2 separate regions of the Homo sapiens genome follow, and region 1 is linked to region 2. A link is a loop called in an ENCODE intact Hi-C map of the cell type or tissue named here. Cell type or tissue: HepG2. All regions are shown on one strand. Each heading gives the region's core, and the rest is flanking DNA. Links, peaks and the distances in the headings are about the cores only.

Region 1 (8,738 bases), core at 282-8,281, 390 kb before region 2:
CATAACATGTTCCATTTAGTAAATATATTCTATTGAATGAATATTACAGTTTACCCATTTACCTATTAATGGACAGGGAGGCTGCTCCCAATTTTTTCACTATTAAAAACATTTGTCTCAGACCCAGCACAGTGGCTTACGCCTGTAGTGCCAGCACTTTGGCAGGCTGAGGCAGGCGGATCGCTTGAGATTGGGAGTTGGAGACCAGCCTGGGCAACATGGCGAAACCCCGTCTCAACAAAAAATACAAAAATTAGCTGGGCGTGGTGGTGCGTGCCTGTAGTCCCAACTACTTGGGAGGTTGAGGTAGGAGGATGGCTTGAGCCTGGGAGGTCCAGGCTTCAGTGAGCTGTGATTGTGCCACTTCACTCCAGCCTGGGTGACAGACAGAGTAAGCCCCTGTCTTTAAAAAAAAAAAAAAAAAAGTTGCCTCCGTGAACATTGCATTTGTTTGTTTGTTTGTTTGTTTGTTTGCTTTTTTTTGGACAGAGTTTTCCTCTTGTTGCCCAGGCTAGAGTGCAATGGCACCATCTTGGCTCACTGCAACCTCCGACTCCCAGGTTTAAGCAATTCTCCTGCCTCCGCCTCCGGAGTGGCTGGGATTACAGGCGCCCCCCACCATGCCCGGCTAATTTTGTGGTTTTAGTAGAAATAGGGTTTCACCATGTTGGTCAGGCTGGTCTCGAACTCCTGATCTCAGGTGATCCGCCCACCTCAGCCTCCCAAAGTGCTGGGATTACAGGGGTGAGCCACCGTGCCCAGCATGAACATTGTTGTATGCACCTTTTCTTCAGGCATATGTGTGAGAATTTCTCTAGGTCAGTGTCTCCAAAGTGGGAGGAGTGTATTCGAGAACTGTATCCTGGGGGGCAGGAAGGAAATATTAAAATATAAATTTATAAAATTTTTAATTTCATCTTTGTTTGGAATAAAGTAGGTATAAGGAAGCAGTTAGAATTCCAGGTTTTACTCTGATTTACCCTCATTATATTCCTTGTGTTTGTTTTTAATCAGCAGATCCAGCTTCTGAAATAAAGCAAATTTAATTCCAGGCTCCACCACATGGTGGGGCAGAGACATCAGCTATACAATCCGTAAACTTTGTCTACTGATTGACTCAGGCCAAATGCTAGGAGTTGGAAAAACAAAGATAGGACACCAGAGCTGCTACTAATAGCTAGTATCGAATCAGGATAAATATTCTCATCATTCGAACTAAAGGGGCTTTAGGACCTACACTGAGAACTAGATGAGACCAACTTATAATTATTCCAACTACGTGAAAATGTGATTCCAATTGCTTAAGAATGAAACAATCCCCCAGGCTCAGTGGCTCACGCCTGTAAAACCAGTACTTTGGGAGGCTGAGGGGGGCAGATCACTTGAGCCAAGGAGTTTAAGACCGGCCTGGTCAACATGGTGAAATGCCGTCTCTACTAAAAATACAAAAAGTAGCTGAGCGTGGTGGCGCATGCCTGTGGTCCCAGCTACTTGGGAGGTGGAGGCATGAGAATTGCTTGAACCTTAGAGGCAGAGGTTGTAGTGAGCCAAGATCACACCACCACACTCCAGCCTGGGTGACAGAGCAAGGCTCTGTCTCAAAAATTTGTAAGCTGAACCAATTGAAATGTTTATGGTGTTGGCTATTGTTTGTGCTGTTAATCATCAGTCCTCTTCAATCAGGGCATGACCAAGATTAACTTTTTCCTCCCAAATTGATGTGGATGGTCTAGCTGTGGGCTTCATCTTCAACATCATCTTGTCCCTTCTTAAAATAAGTTATCTATTTGTAAACTGCTGATTCATTTGGAGCATCATCCCCATAAACTTCTTGTAAAGCATCAGTGATTTCACTATCCTTCCATCCAAGCTTCATCATAAATTTGGTGTTTGTTCTTGCTTCAACTTAAGCAGAATTCACATTGCTCTGATAGGGGCTCTTTACAAACTGATGTTTTATTCTTCTCAGTGCCTCAAATTGGATTCTGTCCAGACATGTTATAACAAGTTAATATAAGCTTATTTTGTTGAAAAAAAATTGACATCTATAGTTTTGGAATTTTTGTTTTGTTTTGTTTGTTGAGACAAGTTCTCCCTCTGTCGCCTAGGTTGGAGTGCAGTGGTGTGATCACAGCTCACTGCAACCTCTGCCTTCCGAGCTCAAGCAATCTTCCCGCCTCAGCCTCCTGAGTAGCTGGGACTACCGGCACGTGCCACCATGCCTGGCTAATTTTTGTATTAGCCATGGGCAACATGTCTCACCCTGTTGCCCAGGCTGGTCTTGACTCCTGGGCTCAAGCCATCCACCTGCCTCGGCCTCCCAAAGTGTTGGGACTATAGGTGTGAGCCACTGCACTCAGCCAGTTTTTTTTGTTTGTTTATAATACACATTTTTCATGAACTTTTTGAAGACCCCCTCATATCTCTCTCTTAATTCTTGGAAGGTAAGATAACAACCTAGTTTAGGTTTGGTGAGGTGAAACTTTATCACAGGTGACTCCATTTTGACTTTCAGTCTGATCTGTGGGGGCCTAGTGCAGGAACTTAGTCCAAAACAACAGCCTCCTATAATTTGTATTTAACCTGAAGTACTGTTCTGGATTCAATAGATTCATTGGTGAATAAATGAGACACAGCTTATGACTTCATAGAACTTAGGGAAAAGTAGAGAGATAAATATTAAGCAGCTTGACAAACTGAGGTATGCTCTCTGATGGTGTTAGGAGAGTATAATACAGAGACCCAATTGAGATTGGGAGTGGACGGCAGGTAAGACCTCTCTAAAGTAGTAATATTTCAGCTAAGACCTGAGAGATGAGTAGGAGTTAGCCCAGATCGGAATGAGAGGAGGGACATTATAAGCTGAGAGAATAGTGTATGTTAAGGTCCTGAACTAGAAAAAAACTTGGCATATTCATGTTTGAGGAATAAAGAGACCACTGTGGATGGTTACTAATGTTCAAGAATGAAAGAGACACAAGGTGTGTTTGGTGAGGTAAGCAAAGGCTTGATAAATTATGGTAAGGAAATTAGATTTTTTAAAATCCTAAATACAGTGGCTATTACTGGGAAGTTGGTAAGAGGAGAAGAGAAGATGAGATTAGTGATAAAATTACATTGATTTGAGATTAGCTCTTATAAAAAGATCACTGGTTGCTTAGTAGAAAATGATACTTTATCTCAATATCAATCAGATACTGTGTTAAAATATTCTGACAGTTTAGACAGGTAGAGGCTGTGTGGGGGAAACAAAATAGACAAATTTGAGATATTTGGGAGGTAAGACTGACAAAACTTGATAGTAAATTAAATTTGGGGCATGAGAGAGAAGATTAAAATATAGTTTACTTGTCTCCATATTTGAGTCATTTCCTTATGCTACTAAATAATATCAGCAGTCATTGCTTCAACAAATCTCCTTAACATATTTTGCTTGAGTTCTATGCTCACTGTGTATGATTTTCAGCTCTCTGTTCATAATAAATCATATTTCATTTAATGCTTCTTCACTTGTCTGTGAATGTTACTTGCTTTCTTTAAAAATTAAATGTCAAAAGATAACTGAACACCATAAATCATGATCAATGAAATTACAGTAGAAAGATATGGTCAGGCAGCTCACACCTGTAGCCAGCACTTCGGGAGGCCAAGGCAGGTGGATGGCTTGAGTACCCAGGAGCTCAAGACCAGCCTAGGCAGCATGGTGAGACCCCATCGCTACAAAAAATACAAAAATTAGCCAGGTATGATAGTGCATGCCCATAGTACCAGCTACTAAGCAGGCTGAGGTGGGAGATTCACTTGAGTCTGGGAGGTTGAGGCTGCAGTGAGCCAGGAATTGTGCATAGAAAGATATTACAAAACATATTGACATTGGAACTGATGTGCAAAAGCAATGATGGGTGAAATAGCTGGTCCCTTAGCATGAAGGTAGTGATACCAAACTGTACTGATATTCATTGTATTCTTCACTATCACACACAGTAAAAATGAAAAACCAGTTTCACTTAAGACTGTCCTTGATGAAGCAGTTGCTCTTTATATGCTCATTTTGTCACAGAAAATACAAAAACTATGTGTACTTAATGTTTAGAACTTTATAAGGGGCAAGGACTAATGCTGCATACTAAAGTACAATGGTGGTCTTTATAAAAAAAATTTTCTGCAATTGAGTTGTGAACTGACCTAGCAACTTTATTCAGAAAATGGCATTTTTACATGAAAGAAGTGATAAACAAACTACAATAATTCAGACATGGGTATTTGAAATATTTGCAAAAATAAATAGAGTGCGCCTGTCATTTTTAGAAGAACAATTGACATTATTTGTTGCCAAGGATAAAATTTAAGCTTCTAAGTAAAAATTAGAAATTTGAGGCCGGGCGCGGTGGCTCACGCCTGTAATCCCAGCACTTTGGGAGGCCGAGGCGGGCAGATCACAAGGTCAGGAGATCGAGACCACCCTGGCTAACACAGTGAAATCCCGTCTCTACTAAAAAAAATACAAAAAAAAAAAAATTAGCCAGTCGTGGTGGCAGGCGCCTGTAGTCCCAGCTACTCGGGAGGCTGGAGCAGGAGAATGGTGTGAACCTGGGAGGTGGAGCTTGCAGTGAGCTGAGATCGTGCCACTGCACTCCAGCCTGGGTGACAGAGCAAGACTCCGTCTCTGAAAAAAAAAAGAAATTTGAAAAACTTTTACCAACCATTGTGAGTATGAAAACTTTCCAATACTTAAAGGCTTTCTGATGTATGTGAGGTTTTTTTTTATGTTATTTAATGAAATGTGTTAGCATTTTAAAGCTCTGTATAAGTCAGCAAACAATTATTTTGATGAATGCATAATGTTACAAAATTATGTATAGGTGAAAGATCTATTCAAAGTACAAGATTTTAATATAAGGAGTACAAAATTCTTACTGATAGGCTTTCATATTCCTTACTGCAACTCATCTTTAAGAAACTACCTCTTGTTGGGGGCTTGACGTTGGGTACACAAGGACATAATCTTTATGCCAGACACTGGAGACTACCAGAAGGGGGCAGCAGGGAGCAGAGAAAGGGTTGAAAAACTATTGGGTACTATGCTCACTCCCTGTGTGATGGATTCAATTGTACCCTAAACCTCAGCATCATGCACTGTACCCATGTAACAAACCTGCACGTGTACCCCCTGAATCTAAAATAAAAGTTGAAATTTTAAAAACTACCACTTGTTGACTTTTATTGTAGTGTCAACAATTATCTAAAAAACATATTAAAACACTCTTTTTACCAATTACATATACATATGAAGCCAGATTACCTTCATATACTTCAACCAAAAGAGAATAGTGTATATAAGAATCCAGCTGTCTTTAATTAAGCCAAACTATAAGCAAATTTGCAAAAAAAAAAAATAAGCTATAACACTTTTCTCACCAAATATTTTTTGTGATAGAAAAAATAATAGATTTTTTTTTCTGCTGAGTAGTCTAAGGGAAATTTTTTTTAATTTAAATAAAAAATAGATTTTTTTTGAGTGAGATGGAGTCTCACTCTGCCACCCAGGCTGGAGTGCAGTGGCGTGATCTCGTCTCACTGCAACCTCCACCTCCCAAGTTCAAGCAATTCTCCTGCCTCAGCCTCCTGAGTAGCTGGTTTTCACCATGTTGGGCAGGCTGGTCTTGAACTCCTGACCTCAAGTGATCTGCCTGTCTTGGCCTCCCAAAGTGCTGGCATTACAGGCATGAGCCACCACACCCAGCCAGAAACTATTCTATATGATACTGTAATTGTGGATACATGACCCTATGCATTTGCCAATACTCATAGAACTATTTTATAGCATGTAGAATGAACCTTAACGTATGCACATTAAAAGAAATCAGAGGATCCCACTGGAACACAAAATGTGACAAAATAATCAAACTGTATTATAAGTATGAAACAACCTCACTAAAGAAGGTGTAGAAAAAGGTACTTATTTGGGAATGAGTGGAATCTGTAAGACTAAAGACAAAAGAAAATGTACATATGCACGGTACTCTAGTTAATAAAGTTGTTTCTCATGGGAAAGTAGGTTAACAATTCTGATACTGTTATACATGTATACTGCAATAAAATAAGTAAATGTTTGGTATATGGTGGGAACCAAGTATCTTATTGTTGGAGTGGGAGTTTATAATAAGTAAAGGGAGAAGGGTAGAATGATTCATCTAGTAATGGATTAGAGTTGAGGCACCACATAGGTATTAATTCATGTTTAGCTTAATACAGATACAGATGGTTATGTACAGAAATATTTATAGGTATGTGTATATAGATGTGCTAGTAAACATATGTGTGCAGTTGGCCCTCTGTATCCATGAGTGCTGCATCTGTGGATTCCACCAACTAGGAATCAGAAAAAAATGGATGGTTACATCTGTACTGAACACACACAGACTTTTTTTTTCTTGTCATTATTCCCTAAACAATACAGAATACCAACTATTTACATAGCATTTACATTGCATTAGGTATTTTAAAGAATCTAGAGATGATTTGAAGTATATGGGTGGGGGTGGGGCACAGTGGCTTACACCTGTAATCCCAGCACTTTAGAAGGCCAAGGCAGGCGGATCGCTTGAGCCCAGAAGTTCAAGACCAGCCTGGGCAACATGGTGAAATCCCATCTTTACTAAAAGTCAAACAAATTAGCTGAGTGTGGTGTTGAGCCCCCAGGAGGCGGAGGTTGCAGTGAGCCAAGTTTGCACCACTGTACTCCAGCCTGGGTGACAGAGTGAGACTCTGTCTCAAAAAAAAAAAAAAAAAAAAAAAAAAAAAAAAAAAAAGAATAGTTTCACCACCCTAAAAAATATCCCATCCTTCACCTATTCAATCTTCTTCTCCCTCCCCTCAATCCTCTTGCAACCACTGATCTTTTTACTATTGCTATAATATTGCCTTTTCCAGAATGTCATATAACTAGAATCATACAGTATGTAGCATTTTCAGACTGGCTTCTTTCACTTAGCAATATGCATTTAAGTGTCATACATGTCTTTTTGTGGCTCAAGAACTCATTTCTTTTTATTGCTGAATAATATTCCATTGTATGGATGTACCACAGTATGTTTATTCATTTAACTACTGAAAGATATCTTGGTTGCTTCTAGTTTTTGGAGTTAGGAATAAAATTGCTATAAACATTTGTGTGTAGGCCAGGTGTGGTGGTTCATGCCTGTAATCTGTAACCCCAACACTTTGGGAGGCTGAGGTAGGGGGATCCCTTGAGGCCAGGAGTTAAAGACCAGCCTGGGCAAAATAGTGAGACCTTGTCTCTACTAAATTTTTTTTTTTTTTTTTTTTTTTTTTTTTTGTGAGATGGAGTTTCGCTCTTGTTGCCCAGGCTGGAGTGCAATGGCACGATCTCAGTTCACCGCAACCTCCGCCTCCCAGGTTCAAGTGATTCTCCTGCCTCAGACTCCCGAGTAGCTGGGGTTATGGGCACGCGCCACCACTCCTGGCTAATTTTGTATTTTTAATAGAGAAGGGGTTTCTCCATATTGGTCAGGCTGGTCTTGAAATCCTGGCCTCAGGTAATCCACCTGCCTCGGCCTCCCAAAGTGCTGGGATTACAGGAGTGAGCCACCACGCCTGGCCATCTACTAAATTTTTTTTTAATTAGCTGGGCTTTTTGGCACCTGCCTGTGTTACCAACTGCATGGGAGGCTGAGGTGAGAGGATTGCTTGAGTCCAGGAAGTTAAGGCTAAAGTGAGCTGTGACTGCACCACTGCATTCCAGCCTGGATGACAGAGCAAGACCCAGTCACTAAAAGAAAAAAAATCTAGTTCTCACAAGCAATATATATATATATATATATATATATATATTTTTTTTTTTTTTTTTTTTTTTTTTTTTTTTTGAGACAGAGTCTCACTCTGTCAACCAGGCTGGAGTTCAGTGGTGCAATCTTGGCTTACTGCAACCTCCGCCTCCTGGGTTTAAGCAATTCTCCTGCCTCAGTCTCCTGAGTGGCTGGGATTACAGGCGTGCCCCACCACGCCTGGCTAATTTTTTTGTATTTTTAGTAGAGACGGGGTTTCACCATGTTGGTCAGGCTGGTCTTGAACTCTCCTAACCTTGTGATCCGCCTGCCTCGGCCTCCCAAAGTGCTGGGATTACAGGCATGAGCCACCGTGCCTGGCCCTCACAAGCAATATTTCAAAGGTATATTTCTGGGTTTTATTTCCATGATAATTATGTCTGCTGTGGGGAAGACTTATCTTTCAAAGAATTTTAATATTTAAATCAATGGGAAGAGAAAAACCAGGCAGTGGGATGGGTGTGCCATATGTAAATTACATTATACTAGTTTGTTTTGCAATGGTGTTTTCATTTTTTCTCAGGTATACCAGCCATATAATTATTTTTAACGATATGTTACATTTTTATTCTCTAAAATTATGTCACTCATTTGCCAAACATTTACTGAGTACTTGCGCAAGAGAAAGGAAGGGACAGTGACATTCGTTCTTCTATTCGACACAGATTTATTGAGCCTATCTTGCAAAGAGCACTTTGCAAGAAGACTGGGATACAACTTTAGACAATCTATACAGTCTCTGTCCTCAGGGAGTTTACAGTCTCATGAAAGAGAGAATCTGTAAACAGTTACACAAATTACTGTATTTAAATTCTATGAAGGAAAGGAATGTTATGAGATGTGTCATTATAGATGTAACTTTCAATACTTTTCTCACCTAATTATCACAAT
Region 2 (8,738 bases), core at 209-8,208:
ATTAGCACTGAAGAAAGATGAGTGAAGGACATAGGGGAACTCTCTATACTATTTTGCAACTTCTTATGAACATAAATTTTTTTAAAATAAAAAATTTAAATGATGTATAATTATAGGAATTATATATAGAATGTGAAAACTGACACTTTTAATTAGAACTATCAAGTAAAAAATTTACATTGCGGAGATTCTCAATTGCAAACATTAGCACCATTTTCTTTCTTTTTTTTTTTTGAGATGGAGTCTTACTCTGTTGCCCAGGCTGGAGTGCAGTGGCACAATCTCATCTCACTGCTGCCTCTGCCTCCCAGCTTCAAGCGATTCTCCGGCCTCAGCCTCCTGAGTAGCTGGGAATACAGGCACCCTCCACCACACCCAGCTAATTTTTGTATTTTTAGTAGAGACAGTGTTTCGCCATGTTGGCCACACTAGTCTTGAACTCCTGGCCTCAAGTGATCCTCCCACCTCGGACTCCCAAAGTGTTGGGATTACAGATGTGAGCCACCACGCCTGGCCTAGCACCATGTTTAATATTGTGTAGTTCTGTATATTCTGACCTATTCCAAAAACTTAATGAAAGAGTGACACCCTAAATTGGTACCCAATAGTCATGATTAATAAGAAGCAAATTTAATTTTACTAACCTAGAGCCAAAGTTGCCAATCAAAATTTCAAGAATAATTGCTTACACTGAGATGGTCTGTTTTCACTTCTGTAAGCCAAGGCCTGTCATCTACTGTGCAGCAACCACCAAAAATGCAATGTGATTAGAGGCATGCGTTTAATTGAATGTGCTAAATAAAACCTTGTTATATGCAAAAAGCTAATGTAATTTTAATCTGTAATCCTTCATTTGTGAATTTTGTCTGAATTATGTATATATGGTACACATAATTTTGTAAATAAACACCTACTCATTAAACAACAACAAAAAACCACCATTAACCCTGTGGCAGTCGTAGTGATGGCATGTGGCAGCAGCAACAGCGGTGCACATGTGTTAGGGCTCTCCAAACGCACTGTGCTAAGGGTTCGCATCGATTCATTTCCTCCTCACAACAGCCATCTGAGGAAGTACCAGCCCTTCATACAGATGAAAGTATTGACACACAGAGAGGTTAAGTAATTGAGTTACAGAGATACTAACAGTAACTGGGAATTTCTGATTCCATGTCTACTGCTTTGCCCGTGTGTAACAGTGCCTTGATCTTTACTTGCCTCTTCACTTTCAGCTTCCCTTCTGTCAATCCATGTATAAGTTTTCCCATTGCTGCCATAACAAATTACCACAAATTTAGTGGCTTAAACAATACAAATGTATTATGTAACAGTTCTGAAGGTCAGAAGTCCAAAATGAGTCTCACTGGGCTGAAATCAAGGGGGCAGCAGAACTGTGCTCCTTCTGGGGGCTCTAGAGAAGACTCAGTTTCCTGATCTTTTTCCCACTTTAGAGGCTGCCTGCATCCCTTGGCTTGTGGCCTCATCCCTCCACCTTCAAAGCCAGCAACATCAGGCCATGTCTTTTTCACACTGCCATTTCCCTGTTTCTCTTCTGCCTCCCTCCTCTGTTTATAAGTACTGTTATGGTTACACTGGGCCCACCTGGCTAAGACAGGCTAATCTCCTTATCTCAAGGTCGTCTGATTAATATCCTTAATTCTATCTGCAGCCTAAATTCCCTTTTGCCATATAACCTAACAAAATCACAAATTCTGAGAATTAGGACTAAGACATCCGGGGGCAGAGGGTGGCGGGGGGCGGCATTGTTCTGCCTGTCACTAGCCATAAGGCTGGCATTGAAGTAAGCTTTTTATCACTTCAGATGTATTTAACCCTTGTTAAATGTTTCAAATGATATTTCTTTGCTTTTCCAGTAAGTTTTATTCAAACTTTTTCATTTATATGTTTATATTCTTGCCTTATTAACAATTCAGCATGGTTTAGGAATACACACTGGAGTAAAGAAAATTATAATTTATGTTCTCACTTAAAAGCATGAACTAAGCTATGAGGACACAAAGGCATAAGAATGATGCAATGAATTCTGGGGACTTGTAGGGGAAGGCTGGGAGGCCAGTGAAGGATGGAAGACTACATATTGGGTACATTGTATACTGCTCAGGTGACAGGTGCACTAAAATCTCAGAAATCACCACTAAAGAACTTATCCATGTAACCAAAAACCACCTGTACCCCAAAAACTATTGAAATAAAAAATATAAAAAATAAAATTATAATTTTAAAAAATCAGGCTGGCTGGCCGTGGTGGCTCACACCTGTAATTTCAGCACTTTGGGAGGCCAAGGCGGGTAGATCATGAGGCCGTGAGATCAAGAACATCCCGGCCAACATGGTGAAACCCCATCTCTACTAAAAATACAAAAATGAGCGGAGCATGGTGGCATGTGCCTGTAGTCCCAGCTACTCAGGAGGCTGAGGCAGGAGAATCGACTGAACCCAGGAGGCAGAGGTGGAAGTGAGTGCAGATCATGCCACTGCACTCCAGCCTGGGCGACAGAGTGAGTCTCTGTCTCAAAAATAAATAAATAAATAAATAAATAAATAAATAAATAAATAATCAGGCTAATTTTGGGCCAAATCCAGTAGGCAAATATTTAAGTGTCTATGTAGGCCAGGTGCGGTGGCTCATGCCTGTAATCCCAGCACTTTGGAAGGCCAAGGCAGATGGATCGCTTGTGTCCAGGAGTTTGAGACCAGCCTGTGCAAGATAGTGAGACCCTGTCTCTACGAAAAACGCAAAAATTAGCTGGGTGTGGTTGCACACACCTGCAGTCCCAGATACTCATGAGGCTGAGATGGGAGGATCGCCTGAGCTCAGGAGGTTGAGGCTGCAATGACCTGTGATGACACCACTGCATTCCAGCCTGGGCAACAGAGGGATACTCTGCCTCAAAAAAGAAAGAAAAGGCTGGGTGCAATGGCTCACGCCTATAATCCCAGCACTTTGGGAAGCCGAGGCGGGTAGATCCCGAGGTCAGGATATGAAGACCATCCTGGCCAACATGCTGGAACCCCATCTGTACTAAAAATACAAAAATTAGCCGGGTGTGGTGGCTCGCGCCTGTAGTCCCAGCTACTCAGGAGGCTGGGGCAGGAGAATCGCTTGAACCAGGGAGGCAGAGGTTGCAGTGAGCTGAGATTGCGCCACTGCACTCCAGCCTGGGCAACAGAGCGAGACTCCGTCAAAAAAAGAAAAAAAAGAGAAAAGAGAATAGTTGTGCCCACGTCAAAGGAAAAATTGTCTCTGCGGTTCCACTAAGTCCCAGTAGGTGGCGGTAACACCATACAAACTGGTTCCGGCTTGCTCTCTTTATTGAAAGAATCCATCTCCTTTTGTCATTGAGGTTACCGCATTTTAGTATGACTTGATGGGCCCTGTCTGTAATTTAACAATATTGGAATCAAATTCTGATATCTAATCACATGGATATAAGCTCTATTAGATTTCAATTAGCATTCACTCTAATTTGATTATAAGGCTTCAGCCATTCAAATGGCTAATAGGGAGACACTTAGATAATTGCAGCTGTCTGGGGTTATTACATTTGCTATCATTTTCACAGAGTGATTCATGTAAAGACTGGGCCATAAAATCTGTTTGTGTTGTTGGAGACAAGCCATGATGGCTTACTGGGGTAGGCAGCACTATTAAGCATTTTGCTATTGTGGTCTGGCATTTGGGATTTTTTTAATTAGGATGGCAAATATGATGGATATTTAGGATTAGTGTTTACCATTTATCTGTATTCCAAAGAAATATTCTTGATTATTCATCCACAATATTGTTTCATTTGACAAAAAAAAAAAAAGCATTAGCCAAGTTTCCTTTTCATCTTTTTTAATTGAACTGAATAACATTTAAATTGAATATATTAACCACACCAAAACTTACCTCCTGCACAAAAGCCTTCCTCAGTACATGGAATCAGGATATTTGTTCTCACCTAAGATTATTCCTAAGTGTAAACACTAGATAGAGGTGTTTGACCAAAATTGCTGGAGCCCTTGGCAAGGATGTTAAAGACTTGCTTCAAGTATAAAAGGAACAGTTGGATTAAATGACCTTAAAGGTCACTTCTAGCTCTTACAGTCTAAGAGTTTAGAGATCAATAACAGCAAAAAATGTCCCTGTCCCAAACAGCTGTCAGATCCTAGGAGCAGAAGCAGCTAGGATCTTGAAGTAACCTGCATGTGATGTGTTATTCTAGGTGGAGCAGCAGGGCCTGCTCTAGAGAGGTTGGCAAGTTCACCTATAGAAATTCACCCTCTGCTCTATGTGGGCCCCCAAGAGCCAATTCAAATCTGGAAAAGTCATCAGTGAAAACTCATGTGTTGTGTTGTGTTTTGTTTTGTTTTTGAGATGGTGTATTGCTCTGTCACCCAGGCTGGAGTGCACTGGCACTATCTGGACTCGTTGCAACCTCCGCCTCCCAGGTTCACGCGATTCTCCAGCCTCAGCCTCCTAAGTAGCTGGGATTACAGGCAAGCACCACCATGCCTGGCTAATTTTTGTATTTTTAGTAGAGACGGTGTTGGCCAGGTTGGCCTTGAACTCCTGACCTCAAGTGATCCGCCCGCTTTGGCCTCCCAAAGTGCTGGGATTACAGGTGTGAGCCACTGTGCCTGGCCAGAGCCACTGTGTCTGGTCTGGTTTTATATCCAGTATTTTATAATTTGTACCCACAGATAACTTGACAATTTGCCAATATGACTTCAAAATTATATTCTGTTCAAGATAATAAATGTAGTCTCTGAAGGCTTAAAACCAAAATGTGAGGGAGGCTTGCATTTTTTGGTAGTTTTTCTGCTAGAAAGTATTTCTCACGTACCAATAGGAAAACATTAATTTCATAAATACCCCTACATCCTCAGAGGTCTAAGACATTTTATTTTAGAATATAATCTCTTAGAGTTCAGGACTGCATCTTTATAGTTCCAAGTTTTTTTTGCAGGACCTAGCTCCAGGTTCCAAGACAACATAGTCAAGTACTAGATTCAGGGGGTACATGTGCATGTTTGTGACAAGGGTGTAATAAGTGATGCTGAGGTTTGGGGTATAATGGAACCTGTCACCCAGGTAGTGAGCATAGTACCCAGGAGCTAGTTTTTCAGTCTCTTCCCCCCCTCCCTCCCTTCTCCCTTCTGTAGTCCTCAGTGTCTACTGTTACCATCTTTATGTCCATGTGACCCAGTGTTTAGCTCCCACTTATAAGTGATAACACGCAGCATGTGGTTTTCTGTTCCTGCACTAATTCACTTAGGATAATGACCTCCAGCTGCATCTGTGTCGCTGCAAAGGACATGATTTTTTTTCCACAACTTTCTTAGACCAATGATCTATTCAGCCTAGTAATCTGCCTTTGACTGTGGCAACTATTATACTTTGAAGATTTCTATTTGTTCGAATATAAGTTTAGTAACCTTCCAGGATGACAAAAAGTCCTTTAATGTTTTAATGAGGTTTTTTTCCCATTACAGGTGGTTGTGGGTGGGCCAAGACCCAAAAGCTTGACCATAAAAAGGACTGAAGGTCTGAGCCACAGCTCACAAGTCATAAGGGTGGGGTTAATTTTTCCCAGAAGTGTAGACGATGAAATTCGTAATACAGAAAAAATGTGGTAGACATTGCCAGGGCAATTCACTTGGAATTTAGTGAAGAAGCTGAGGATAGGAGTTGGGGTGTGGGTTGGGGGAGGATGGAGTAGGGCACATTTATACAGAAAAGGTGGCCAAAGAAACCTATTTCCTTCCATATACGTCTCTCCATATGGGTCTGTACTCTGTTGCTTTGGGAAAACACGCAACTTGGCACACTGATCAGCCACTTTGTGGAGGGAACTTCTATACCCTTTAGGATTGGGAGCTTCTGGGGCCCACTCAAGGCTGGGACCTAAAGTTCCCTCAAAATATGTTTTAAAGCAAGAGAAATGGAGTGATATTTTCTAGGGGAATTTACTAAATATTGTCAAAATCAGTTCCTAAGGTCCCAGCATTGATCTGGCATTCTGTTACCTCTGATTTCATTTCCTATTACTCCCCTGACTCACACGACTTCCCCCATGCTGACTCCCTGCTGTCCCTGAAGGTGCATCCTTCTCCGGGCCTCTGCACTCACTGAAGACCGCCTGGCCCCTCCTTCCTGCACAGCCACACAGCTCACGCTCTTCATTCAGGTCTTCACTTCAGCCAGGCATGGTGGCTCACGCTTGTACACCTAGCACTTTGGGAGGCCGAGGCAGGTGTATTGCTTGAGCTCAGAAGTTCAAGGCCAGCCTGAGCAATGTGGTGAGACACCGTCTCTACTAAACATACAAAAAAAAAAAAAAAATTAGCCAGGCTTGCAGGTGCATGCCTGTAGTAGTCTCAGCTACTTGGGAGGCTGAGGTGGGAGGATTGCTTGAGCCCAGGAAGTCAAGGCTGCAGTGAGCCGAGATCACCTCATTGCACTCTAGCCAGACAACAACAACAACAAAAAAGTATTTACTTCATGGTTGCCTTCTTGTCTACTCTGGCCACCCTACCTAAAATGTCAACATGCTCTCCTGCCCTACATTTCTACACTTTTCCTTGATTTCTTTTTTCCTCCTTAGCACTCTTGCTAACATATTATATTCTTTTATTTTGTGTTATTAGTATCTCCTACACAAGGTAAACTCTCTGAGGACAGAGGTTTTTTTTGTTCCTTTTTTTTTTTTTTTTTTTTTTTTGGAGACAAGGTCTTACTCTGTCGCCCAGGCTGGAGTGCAGTGGTGCGATCTCGGCTCACTGCAGCCTCGACCTCTTAGGCTCAGGTGATTCTTACGCCTCAGCCTCCCAAGTAGCTGGGACTATAGGTGCACGACACCACACCAGGCTAATTTTTGTATTATTTGTATTTTATTTTGAGATGGGTTTTCACCATGTTGCCCAGGCTGGTCTCAGATTCCTGAGCTCAAGCAGTCCTCTCGCCTCGGCCTCCCAAAATGTTGGGATTAGGGATTACAAGTGTGAGCCACCGTGCCTGGACTCTGAGGACAAAGTATTTTACTATATCTTTAATGCCCAGAACAGTGTCTATCTAGAACAGCTTGAGTGTTTTCAATGAATAAAGTTCAAGGAGACTGTTTTCATGAAGAAAATATTCTTTTTAAGCAAACTAATAGTATAAGGAGGGTTTCTGAGAAAATGATTAAGCAACCTGAAAGACCTAACTCCCTTCTAGAACCCTTGAGTATTTTAAGTGTTAGAGATAAAGAGGCTTATACGGAGGAGTGGTCCTCAATGTGGTCCTGGGCCAGAAGCAATAGGTAACCTGCAACTGGTAAGAAATGCATTCTCAGGCCTCAACCCAGATTTACTGAATAAAAATCTCTGGGGGGTGGCCCAGCAAGCTGTGGTTTAACAACCCTCCAGGTGACTCTAATACAAGCCAAAGTTTGTACCAACCACCGATATAGAGGAAGGAGCACCAGGCTCAATATCTAGAGATCTGGGTTTTAGTCCAATTTGTTTCATTGTGTGACCTTGAGCACATCACTTAACTTCATCAACTTCCATCTGTTTACTGATAAAATGAAAGAGATGCCACGTTTTCATTATGTGCTTTTAATGAAATAATTGTAAATCTTTGAATCACAGCCCTGAAGGAGCCCTTTAGTTAGCCTGTAATTGTGTATTTAAAAGTAATTAAACATCATATCTTAAATAAAACTTTCTTTTCTTTCAGTCTGGCCTTTCTCTTCTCAAGTTAGCCTGAATTCATGAGCTTTAGCTTATCTGTGCAGTTTCCTATAGACACACAATCTTGCCATACTTGACACTTGGTTTACAAAGACCACTTTCTTGTACTTCTCACGGTCTTCAGGTTTTGGGCAGCCCTGTCTTCTGCTTTTCCTCACATCTCTCTGGATGCTTTTCCTCAGTTTCCTTGGCTGGCTTCTCAGCCAAGCTCACCTCTTTGGGTGTTCCCAGTCTTGGTGTTTGGACTTCTACACACAATTCCTGGGTGGCTTTGTCCGTTTCTCAAATAAGTCAATGACTTCCAATATACTGCATGCTCTTAGAACTCTCCACATTAAATTGGCTGTTTGTATCTACCAGGATCTTGAAATTAGTGTGTCCAGGATGGAGCCCATCATCTTCCCCTCAACCTGCTCTTCCTCCTGTTTTTCCACTACATAACCAAAGTCAGAAACAGAGCTCCTAGATTCTTCCTTGTCTCCTTCACATCCAATCAGTCACTCAGACCTCAAAATCCTTGTTCTTAGATTTCTCTGTAGCCATCTCACTTTCCAGTCACTGTCTTTGTTTTTTTTTTTTTGTTGTTGTTGTTGTTTTTATTTTTACAGAGTCTTGCTCTGTCGCCCAGGCTGGAGTGCAGGAGTGCAGTCGTGTGATATCTCGGCTCACTGCAACCTCCACCTCCCGGGTTCAAGTGATTCTCCTGCCTCAGCCTCCCGAGTGGCTGGGATTACAGGCATGCGCCACTGCATTCAGCTAATTTTTGTATTTTTAGCAGAGACGGGGTTTCACCATGTTGGCCAGGCTAGTCTCAAACTCCTGACCTCAGGTGATCCACCTGCCTCAGCCTCCCAAAGTGCTGGGATTACAGGCATGAGCCACTGCACCTGGCCTCCAGTCACTGTCTTTAACTGGCCACCAGCCTCATGCCTAACCTACTCCAGTTTATTTGCCACACTGTCTTCTAAAGCATACACCTGATCAGTAATCCACCACAG

What was found. Peaks named below come from ENCODE experiments on the same cell type or tissue, not always from the same donor. Only the 100,000 strongest peaks of a DNase experiment are listed, where the experiment ranks them.
Region 1: it touches region 2 in a loop (5-fold over the local background); 18 of 110 quality-filtered maps call a loop at or near these places.

Annotation. Positions count from the first base shown.
Region 1 is chr14:35,810,893-35,819,630 of GRCh38, reverse strand. No RefSeq gene overlaps it. Among named protein-coding and RNA genes, the nearest start is that of RALGAPA1, 6.0 kb to the right of the region's middle. RefSeq lists an enhancer at 1-296. In HepG2, for the core only: CTCF peaks have their summits at 1,066 and 5,039 (motif pointing right); DNase peaks (open chromatin) are centred at 1,090 and 5,030.
Region 2 is chr14:35,417,125-35,425,862 of GRCh38, reverse strand. No RefSeq gene overlaps it. Among named protein-coding and RNA genes, the nearest start is that of NFKBIA, 17 kb to the right of the region's middle. In HepG2, for the core only: a CTCF peak has its summit at 3,293 (motif pointing right); DNase peaks (open chromatin) are centred at 3,302 and 6,212; H3K27me3 peaks cover 365 bases.